2 separate regions of the Homo sapiens genome follow, and region 1 is linked to region 2. A link is an interaction called in ENCODE POLR2A ChIA-PET data of the cell type or tissue named here. Cell type or tissue: MCF 10A. All regions are shown on one strand. Each heading gives the region's core, and the rest is flanking DNA. Links, peaks and the distances in the headings are about the cores only. Region 1 overlaps GABPB1 (GA binding protein transcription factor subunit beta 1). Region 2 overlaps SLC27A2 (solute carrier family 27 member 2).

Region 1 (5,233 bases), core at 234-5,233, 86 kb after region 2:
AAGATGCCTAACGAACTCAGTGTCTGGATAGTACGTAACAAGAACGATTCTAGGTGCACAGGAAAGAAAATAATTCATTACACCATAACACTAAATGGCTTGTCTTGCAGAACCCTGGTTGAGAAAGGTTGCTCCAGGTGTTTGTTCACACATATGTGGAAACAATTAACCAGTGATGTGGCAACCAGATGACTGCTAACTACAAATCCATCACTATGTAGTGGAAACAATTATGTGGATTTCTGAAAACTTTTATTTCATATACTTTTATTTTTGTCAGTTCTTTAAATCCTCTGTTCAGAGCACTATTGAGAATGACTAGAATGCAAAGCTTTTACAGCCCACCTGAAAACAGCATGAAATAAGTGAAGGGAAGAAGACACCCATTTTAAGTTTTAATTACAAATTCTTGTCTAAGTAGTGATTTTACAGAACAGTAAATCAGATGTAAATGATTGAGAAATTATGTTATGTAACAATGACTCTGAAAAAGGTGAGCTTCCTCCACAGATACCTGAGTACCTGATGCTATCATAGACTTACTCCTTTTAAGCACCAATTATTTTCTCCCATCTATGCCAGCTGTTGTTATTAGGAATCAAAATTATTTCTTGCACCAGGTAAAGTCTCCAGCAGGAGAGGAGACTGGAAGTCAAAGACGACATTAAGTTAGCTTTCACAAACTTGTTCCCAACACTGTCTTGAGTCTTTTCAGGGCCAGCCTGGTCTGAAAGCAAAACTCTACAGTGATTGCCCTCTGGGGTGAAGACACTGGCCCTTCTCTGCTCCAGCACCACATGTCAGGGTACCTGGCTGTGGTACCAGCACCCTGCCTAACATGACAAATTAATGTACCGAAGTAACCAGAAACAACATTCTCTATTGACTTTTCAGGACTGCAGAAAAAGTCACTTCATGCTATTGAAAATATGGCCTGGCATTTTTAAAAACTAGTTTTTGGATCACTTAAAATATGTCAAATTTAGTGGAAAATTGAAAAAGATCTTTTTCCTCTTCCTTACAGAGTTCTTCAATTTGCCCTAAACTCTTTTTTAAGTGCTTCCAATAGTAACCATCAGGCTGACAGACCATAGACCCCTTTATTACATTAACAAATATACTGGTAATTCCAGTGAAAGAGTTAACAAATTCTCAAGAGTTACCTCAGGAATTTTAAAGTCATGTTGTGGAGAGTATAAAATATTTTCATATGGTGGCTCAAATATGCAGTAGGATAACATTTTTAATGTGTTAATAAGATGTGATAAAAACATAAGTCTACAATGAACATATGTGAAAAAGATATTTAATTGCAAAATAGAAAAGTAGGCCAGAGTACAGTTTTAAGGGTAATTGCTTTTTTATACAGTATAGATAACCTAGAGGGATTTCAGGGTTAAACAGTTCATAAAGCAATAAAACACTGAAAAATAAAGCAAGAAAAAGGGGTTTGAAGTAATATTTTACCAAAAAAAAAAAAGAAAAAGTGAACAGTCTGCCAGTGTTTAATGTCCATACATTGTGGAATTCAACAATATTGTGATGAGAGCAAGTCATAGCACAGACACTGAGCTTTCAAAAGGAAAAGTAGAAGTTACATTAGACATGTCTATTGCATCACTGTAATACAAAAAGTTCCTGTTCTACATACAAAAGCAATTTTTTTCCGTAAGAATCATTTCCTGGGGAGAAATAAGTCCATAAAATATTTCAGAAACCCATATGCATTGGGTTTTCCAAAAACATTATCTTAAAATCAGTGCCTTAAAGTGCTTTCATGTGGAAATCATGATGGAAGGCACAGAATACAGTTTCACGTCCCCACTCTTAAATTTTCAAAAAAGCACAGATTTTGCAGAATTGGCAAATTCAAGTTATCTTGTAGGCTGCTCCTTCCGAGAACACTGTCATTCCAATAAAACCAGCTGCCAGCTTACTTCGTTTCAATGACCTACAGAGTAAAGGGGTTTTGTTTTTGTTTTTTTCTGGTCACTTTCATCATTTCTGTGGGAGAAATACCTATGTAAGTGATGCATTTTGAAATTATAAAACATGCAGAATATGTACAAACAGAAATTTTTAAAAATATTTGCTTCATATACATGTAAATCTACTTGGGTATAGCTGAAATTGAACAAATATAAAAATTTTGCTTTCTAAAAAATGTTTTCAGAGAATCTGACACAACTTAAAGCTGTACAAAGATTTCCTGGGAGAAATCTTCTCTTCATACAGAGGTTTATACCTACAGGAGTAATTCCAGCATCAGTCCACCATAATTATTACACAACATTTGGCCTAACCAACAACGATCACCCTTAAAACTGTTCCGTTTCTGAGAAATTAAGGTTTGTACTAAAATCAAAAAGAATTCACAAAAACAGTGGCTTATTCTGGTTTTGGATCTCTTCAACAATCTTTATCAACTCATTTGGAACTGTAAAAAAAAAAAAACTATTTACAGAATTCAGTTTTAAATACATTTCACAACTTCTAAAGTAAAGTTTTATGTTACAAGAACTCAGAGCTCATGGCTTAAGTCCAATTATCCATCTGTAGTCTCTTCTATCATTCTGTATTCCCATGGCTGTACCTTTGTTGTGTACAGTTCAAGATTGTATTCTTTCTTGACCAAAAGTAAAATCAAACTACATGTTCATTTCAATTAAACAGCTTCTTTATTAGTCTGAAGACGAGTCATAGCTTCCAACTTCTGTCTGTAGGCCTCTGCTTCCTGTTCTTTCTTTAGGAGCTGCTGTCGATATTTTTGTGCTTCTCGATTTGCTTCATCCAGCTGTTTCTGAAGAGCTTCTCTCTCCTAATTAAAAGAAGAGGGTTTTTTTTTTAATTTTTGCAAAAATACATTATTAATACATATAAGCATGCATCCTTCAAATTAAAAAAAAAAACCGTAGTAGCTAAAAGCAGCCACCTATTGAAATTTCCTAGACATCTTGCCTTTTCAATCAATTCACTAACATTTAAGTCCCTAATTTTGTGCTCCACATTATGAGATATGGATTAATTTCTGACTGCAAGGAAATTATTTTCCTATTTAGAAATAAGACTAACAGAAAGACTCCAAACTGGGCACCTGTACTTTTATATGTACTACAAAAACTAGTGAAGAGTTTTTAAGAGGGAAATATACAACCATACCTCTTTATATTTCCATTTGTGGTGCTCTTACCAAAAGGTAATAATTATAAAACAATTTTACTGAGCACCCACTATATGAGTAAACAGGGTGATTTCCAACAATAAGCATCTAAGACAGATATTATGCACAAGTTAAAGATGAGAAAAATGATGCTCAGGGATGATGTAGCTCTCCCAAGGTCACATAGTAAGAAGTTGGATTTATAGGGTTCTAACATTACTGCTTTTAAAACTATTTTCATTTACAATAGCAAGCAAGATAATTCACCTTTAAAATGAAGAGTGCTGATCAAGATCAGTATTTCCTAAATTATACTATTTCATAAACCAATAAAATACTAAATTATCAATGATTAAATTATATAGGTATAAAATATATGCATTAAATTCCTCAACAAATTGAGAGCTGAAACACAAATCCAATCCAATGAAAACGGTATTGTTTCTCCTCTTCCTCCTCACTCTGCCCCATTCAGTTATTGCAGGAAAAACAAGGAGAAACATTTCAACGAACCCATTCCCACACCTCTAAGTGAGCACAAGGACAAAAGCTCAACCTCCACAGACCAAAGCTCAAGGGTAGTTTCCAGGTCTTAGGAATGAGGCAACCTCATCACAGATGCCCAGGACCTCTGAGTGGGGTGAAGGCCAGGGGTCGGACTATCACAAGAATGATAGGTCCACAGTGGACAAGACACTTGGCCAGAGAGAACTAAAGGTAAGTGGTTGGCCGACCACTGGGGAGGCACAGTATGAGATTCTCTTTCTATATATCCTATTATGTATATCCTCTGCCTCCTTGACTCCTGCCCATTGTGAACACCAAAGGATTCCTCACCTTCTCTATTCATATGGTTGGTCCACAAGCAGGAGCATGTATAATCCTCCTGCCTTTCTGTGATTCCACTTCCTTCCCCACAATGGGAATGAAGCTAGATCCAACATTTCTTTTTCTCATGGGCCCACCAGATGTGGGAGTGATTCATTTGGAGACAAAAGATCTCCAAATCTTCCAATTACACAAAATGTACAAGTAGAAGAAAGGAATGTCCCTTACTCCCAGTTTAAGCAATGCCCAGGCCCTATCCTGCTGCCTCCCAACACTTCTTCTCCCCTCCTCTTATCCTAAATCCAGCCAAGATAGGAACAAGTCAGAAAAGACAACCTAGGATGAGTCCAAGGTAAGCAATCAATGCCAGTACCCTGGCTACAAACTGTGCAGGACTTTAAGGACACCAATGGAAGGGGTGAGGGGTGGAAGGTTGGATGTTACTTCCCAGGAGCTAGACCACAGCTCTGGCAGGAGTGTCCACAGCCATGCACGTGTTTTAAAATTTTACGTGTGGCTGGGCACAGTGACTCACACCTTAATGCCAGCACTTTGAGAGGCCAAGGCAGGCAGATCACTTAAGCCCAGGAATTTGAGACAAGCCTGGGCAACATGGCAAAACCCCTACAAAAAATACAAAACTTAGATGGGCATGGTGGTATGCGCCTGTAGTCCCAGCTACTTGGGAAGCTGAGGCAGGAGGATCACTTGAGCCCAGGAGGTTGAGGCTGCAGTGAGCAACTCCACCGCACTCCAGCCTGGGTGACAGAGCAAGACCTTGTCTCAAAAGAAAAAAAAAAGAAAAAAGAGAAAACAAACAAAAACTTACATTATGTGAAAAATAAGAGCAATCCTTTGGTAGCCAAAGTTTTGAATATGGGTATAAATTTACCTTGATTTAGCAGGAAATATTGGAAGAGGTTAACTCTAAAGCATCTTCTAGTATTACCTATTTATTAACATTTAGAGTCAGGAAAGGATTCACAATTATTGCAGAAGATGAAAGCAAACCGAGTGAGGTAGTCTAACAGTGAAAAGAACCTAATCCTATTTTCCATACTGCATATTTTAACTTCAAGAAGTACAATTTATCTTGATAAAAATGAAAAGATAGTTTCCTTCTGCCTACCAGGTGAAATAAAAAACTCATTTTCACAGCATTTTTTGGCTAATTCTATAAAACCTAGAAGACAAAGATCATTAGCACTGCATGCTGAATACATTTAATCTTTAAGATTGAAAGTA
Region 2 (5,505 bases), core at 250-5,249:
AGTAGATCATTGGTAGAAAGATGACATGGTTGCTTACAGATATCAAATGCTAACAATTATGTAAGGCCTTATGTGACCTGGTAACTCATGATAAGGAATTACCTTTGATTCCAGGGCTATTTAGAAAGCAAGAGTTCATATAAGCAAGAACTTTAACTTGGAGAAATAAAAATTAACATCAAGGAGATTACTACTTAATTACCTAAATGTAAAATGAGTATGTATTTCCTTGTTAAATTTTTGCTTACTCCTGGTGGAACTTAAACATTTTTATGACCTCCGGGTGATTTGTGTGGGGAAGAAGGAGGAGCACATGCATGTCTCTCTCTCTATATATAGTATTATAATGTGCATCATCTTGCTGTACAAAATACTGTCATTCCAAACTGCCAATGATTGAGATGCAAAATTACAGTTACAAATGGCATTTTAGGAACTATTTTTAGGTTGTCTTCAAGGACTATGTTATTAATAGCACCAGTTTGCATTTCAGTTGCTTTTCTGAATGAAGAAAAGAGATAAATCTTCAAGCTTGACTTGCTCATCAACCAACCATTTCATGATCAGAGTACATTTCCTTTCACTACCTTCCTTTTGGACCTTACCTTCTTGGTAAATATTTCTGGGGTGTTTTGTTTAATCCAGTCAGTTACTCATTCACTGAGGCAGTCTAGTAGCAGAACAAGCTACTAGACTGAATGTTTTCCTATTGGAAAGCTGCAGGTTTAGCCTGAGCACCTGACACCTTAGTAATGAAGATTGATTCAGCTCACCACCTACCCAATCTCTCTGCCTTCTAGCAATGGACTTGTTTATTCAGAAAATTCTTCCTTTTTCCTTAAAAAAAAAAAAAAAGGCAGGGGCAGACTTAATATGCTACCTTAATTTTTTAAAATTTTCTTTGAACAGACTTTAAAGGGGATGGGGGAGTAGTGTTGTAATCACTTGATTTTTCAACACCCAAGTGTGTGCTCTTTCTCTGTGGGTTTATTTCAGTCTACAACTTAAAACTAGACTGATGAAGAACCGACTGATGGAGCTGCTCTACACCCTTCAGGCAACTTTCTGTGACCACTGTTTCTCATACTCAAACTTTTAATAAAGCTTGAGGTTTTGCTCTTCAAGAAAAGATCATCCATGTTACTCATTAAATGCAGATCCACATGATTGAACAAGCACTGAGCAGAAGGCCAAGCAGCCAGCCTCTTCCAAGAAATAAGGCACTTTGCTAGAACTTAATCTGAATGGCTCATACAAGGAGGTGGGAACCTCAGAAGCCCAGAATGATTCTTTTCATTTTGCATGTGACCCTCCATACACTGACTTGGTGAGCCTCTTCTCATTTGTAGAAATAAGATTACTGGTATCTATATCACAGAGTTGTTATGAAAATTATGTGAAGTGATGTATGTAAAACTATACCAACAGTTCTATGCAAATGAAAATTTTAAATGTTTGTTATTAGTAAAGAGAGAGGTGGGTGCATGCTCTGATGTGCCACCCAGATCCCTGCTTTAGGACTGACGGACTCACTCTTCAGCTGCTGGGAGCTCTCAGCTGAGACCTCTCCCAGGACTTCTCCTTGGTTGAAGAGAGACACTTTGCCCAAGGTTAAGCACCACCACCCCAGCCTGAGTCCATTGGACTGGTCAATGGGCAGGTGTGAAGGCACAGCCTACCTCCCTTAATTTAGGAGGTAACTCTGAAGGGCATCCCAGGTCCAGAGTCCCCTTAGGATTAGAGGATCTGCTGAGGGAGACTTCTGTTGTGACTGCATTACAGTTCAATGTCTCCCTCTATCCAGTCTGCTTCCCTTGCAGCCTCACAGGTCCCATTCCCAAGAGCACTCCTGCATGCACATCTCGGAGTCTCAGAGAACCCAACCTTGACAAATAGAATTATAGGAGCTTACATGTTCTGATTGATAGATGAGCAGACTTTACAATAAAAATTATAAAAGGTAGATAGATATTTTATGCTTGCATTAGAAAATATGTAGGCCAACCAGGCAGTGGCTCATGCCTGTAATCCCAACACTTTGGGAGGCCAAGGTGGGCGGATCACTTGAGGTTGGGAGTTCAAGACCAGCCTGGCCAAATTGGTGAAACCCCATCTCTACTAAAAATACAAACATTAGCCGGGCATGGTGACAGCCGCCTGTAATCCCAGCTACTCGGGAGGCTGAGGCAGGAGAGCCGCTTGAACCCAGGAGGCAGAGATTGCAGTGAGTTGAGATCACGCCATTGCACTCCAGCCTGGATGACAGAGTGAGACTCCATCTCAAAAAAAAAAAAAAGAAAAAAGAAAATATGTAGGCCCAAACATATCTACAAAAGACTCAAGAAAATAAAAGACATTAAATATCAACTAGATAGTTGACAGGTAGATTCACATCCAGAATTTCCTTTCAAATTTCTTTTTTCTTTCTACATCTTTAAGGGAAGAAAGGCTTCCATAGTGTGTCCAGATATGGTTGGCAAGCCGCTGGAAACTCAAGTCTGCCCAAATAACAAATCTACACCAACAGCCTAGAGGAGATGGAAGGAGATGGTGTAGGGCAGGGGCAATGGCCCTCCCTTCAGATTAGATGACTTGCATAAAAGGTCAGGAATCACAAACTACATGCCTGCAGAGGGCCAGCTGGGAACATGAATGAAGTACACATGAGGTGAAGTTGCTTGGACTGTGATCAAGCATGACACCAGCTTAATTACATTTCCTTTTATTATTAATTTTTCATGCTAATACCTGAGTACATTTTTCTTTTTTTTTAAATTTTTTTTTTGAGACAGGGTCCCACTCTGTTGCCCAGGCTGGAGTGCAGTGGCATAATCATGGCTCACTGCAGCCTTGACCTCCCAGGCTCAGGTGATCCTCCCACCTCAGCCTCCAGAGTAGCTGGGACTACAGGTGTGCGCCACCACATCCGGCTAATATTTCTTTGTGTGTGTATTTTTTTGTAGAGGTGTTTTGCCATGTTGCCCAGGCTAGCTGTAAGTACATTTTTCTTAAAAAAAAAAAAAAGAAGAAGAAGTACAGAAAAACTTAAAGTCCCTTTTGACCTACCATTTTCCCCTCATTAAGATGATTACTTGGAGGTGAAAAATAAGAAAAAAAAAAGACTGTTGCTAAGTCCTATCTACTCTACCTACCAGATATCTCTTAAGTACATTCACTTCTCTCTACCCACACTGCTGCCTACACAGTGTAGACAAGCATCATCTAACAGCTGGTCTCCCTACCTCTTCTCCCAACCTTATTCCCCTCCAACTCTACATTCCAGTCAGCTTTAACCTCTTTTAGTTACTCAGGCCCCAGGCTGCGTTGGCTCTGGGCCTTTGCATAAGCCGTTCCACTGCCCAGACTCAGGCTTAGTCAGTCCCAGCTGATCTTCATCTCCACCGTCTGCTCATCTTTCAGGTCTCAGTTTACAGGGCACTTCTTCTAGGTCGTCTTTCTGCCCCCCACCACCTGCTCCCCAAATACCTTCTCCTTCCCCTGTTGTGACACCTGTGGCAATTTATTTTGATTTTTGTTTGTTTGTTTCTCCTCTATTAGACCTGGGCTCTATGAAAACAGGGAGAGCGTTTTGCTCACTGTCATATCCAGCATGTAGAGACCTGCCTGGCACACAGGGAACACTCTTTAAATAGATGTTGAATAAATGTTGGGAGGGAGGGAATGAGAATGGATCCAGGTAACTTATGAACGGATTGTTTGACTATGGACCCTGAGTCTCATGACAGGAGGAAAGAAAGGAGATTTCACAATTCTTTAGCAGTAGGAGTTGTTGTTTTAAAATTTGCCTCTGTGGGCCCTTACTTGTAAGCAAGGCATACTTGTATCTCAGAAATTATTTCATCTTACATTATGTTTCATTAAAGGTTTATCAACTGCCAGATCTGAATCCTTTAAGCAGCTTTACCTTATTCCTCTGTGTCTTCCACACTAATATCATATTTTGTGCAAAATTTTTTCAATTATAAACATTTATTGAGCACTTATCTAGTAGTTCTGGGGGTACAAAGATGATTTGATTATTATCTTAATTTCAAAGATCTCCCTGTCTAATAGAGGAGAAAATGAATTAAACCACATCCACCAGGCATGGTGGCTCACACCTGTAATCCCAGCATTTTGAAAGGCTGAGGTGGGAGGATCACTTGAGCTCACAAGTTTCAGATCAGCCTGGGCAACGTAGCGGGACATCATCTCTACAAAAAGTTAGCTGGGCATGGTACTCCTGTAGTCCCAGTTACTTGAGAGGCTGAAATGGGAAAATCACTTGAGCCCAGGAGGTTGACGCTGCAGTAAGCCATGATCACGCCACTGCACTCCAGCCTGGGAGACAGAGCAGGACCCTGTCTCTAAAGAAAAATTAAAAAATTGAACCCTATCATACTGTGTATAAGCGCCCTGATAATTGTAAATACGGGCTCCTATGGGAGCTGTAGAAGGGAGCAGCTAACTTTGCAGAGGGAGGGAAGATAACAGAAAAGAAGTGCTACCTACACTGAGTCTTGAAGGATAAGCAGGAGTTTTCCAGGTGACCAGGGGGTGAGAGACCATGAAACAACCTGGGCAAAAGTAATGAGACGTGAGCATACAGGTACCTTCAGGGATTTTCCATAGATCAATGTGGTTAGAGGAAAGAGGGCAAGAGGTAGAGAGTAGGAGATGACACAGAAAGCACGCAGGAGTGGGACCGGGAGGCACCTCCGGTCCTCCCGAATAAGGAGAGTGGATTCTATCACAAGGAATGAACAGCCCTGAAGGATCTTAAACAGGGTGGCAACAAGAAATTGGATGAGAGTGAAGCTGATAAATTAGAAGCAGGAAGAGACTCAAGGGCAGGACATTGGTCAGGAGGCTATAGCAATAATCTAGGTAGGAAATAATGAGGACATGAGCCAAGGCAGTGGCACAGGAGTGGATGCTACCACTCCCGTTTCTACAACAGTCATATTTATGGTAACCTTTCTGGAGTGCTGAAGGATTAGAGAGCAACCAGACAAAATTTTTTAAAAAATGTAAAGGAGGGGAATAAAGATTCTTGGGGCAAAAGAAAAAAAAAGAACTGTTCAAGAAAGTAAGTACAATTATAGTACTTTACTTGGCTCCGTGGTGAATATTTTCATAGTCACATTTATGTTGATTCTGATTATTGGTTTTCAGCTTCTAGAGCAAATCCATAAAGCTGGGAAGACAGAATAATGGTATCAGAATAAATATAAATGCTATTACCCTAGACAATGTAAAGGGAAGATAATAACTGTCAGAAATGAACAGGGTGAAATGGAAGTAGGGATCAAAATTGATAGGCCAAGAACTAGCAGGAAATGCATATTTTTTGGTGATGGAAAGGTAATTGCCAGAAGAAACAGCTTTTAAAAAATTGACAGTGGTGGGCCAGGTGCTGTAGCTGATGCCTGTAATCCCAGCACTTTGGGAGGCAGAGGCGGGCGGATCACGAGGTCAGGAGATCGAGACCATCCTGGCTAACAC

Evidence for each region. ChIA-PET counts read pairs that join two places held together with the same protein. Peaks named below come from ENCODE experiments on the same cell type or tissue, not always from the same donor. Only the 100,000 strongest peaks of a DNase experiment are listed, where the experiment ranks them.
Region 1: POLR2A ChIA-PET joins it to region 2 with 8 read pairs; 6 of 35 experiments call an interaction of 5 or more read pairs at or near these places.

The regions. Positions count from the first base shown.
Region 1 is chr15:50,275,967-50,281,199 of GRCh38, forward strand. It overlaps GABPB1 (GA binding protein transcription factor subunit beta 1), which reads right to left. Exons shown (of 9, transcript NM_016654.5): 9 at 1-2,818. The coding sequence ends at 2,666. Among named protein-coding and RNA genes, the nearest start is that of HDC, 13 kb to the left of the region's middle. In MCF 10A, for the core only: no CTCF peak of the experiment used is centred there; no DNase peak of the experiment used is centred there.
Region 2 is chr15:50,189,778-50,195,282 of GRCh38, forward strand. All of the region lies in intron 1 of SLC27A2 (solute carrier family 27 member 2), which reads left to right. Among named protein-coding and RNA genes, the nearest start is that of SLC27A2, 10 kb to the left of the region's middle. In MCF 10A, for the core only: no CTCF peak of the experiment used is centred there; DNase peaks (open chromatin) are centred at 3,344 and 3,644.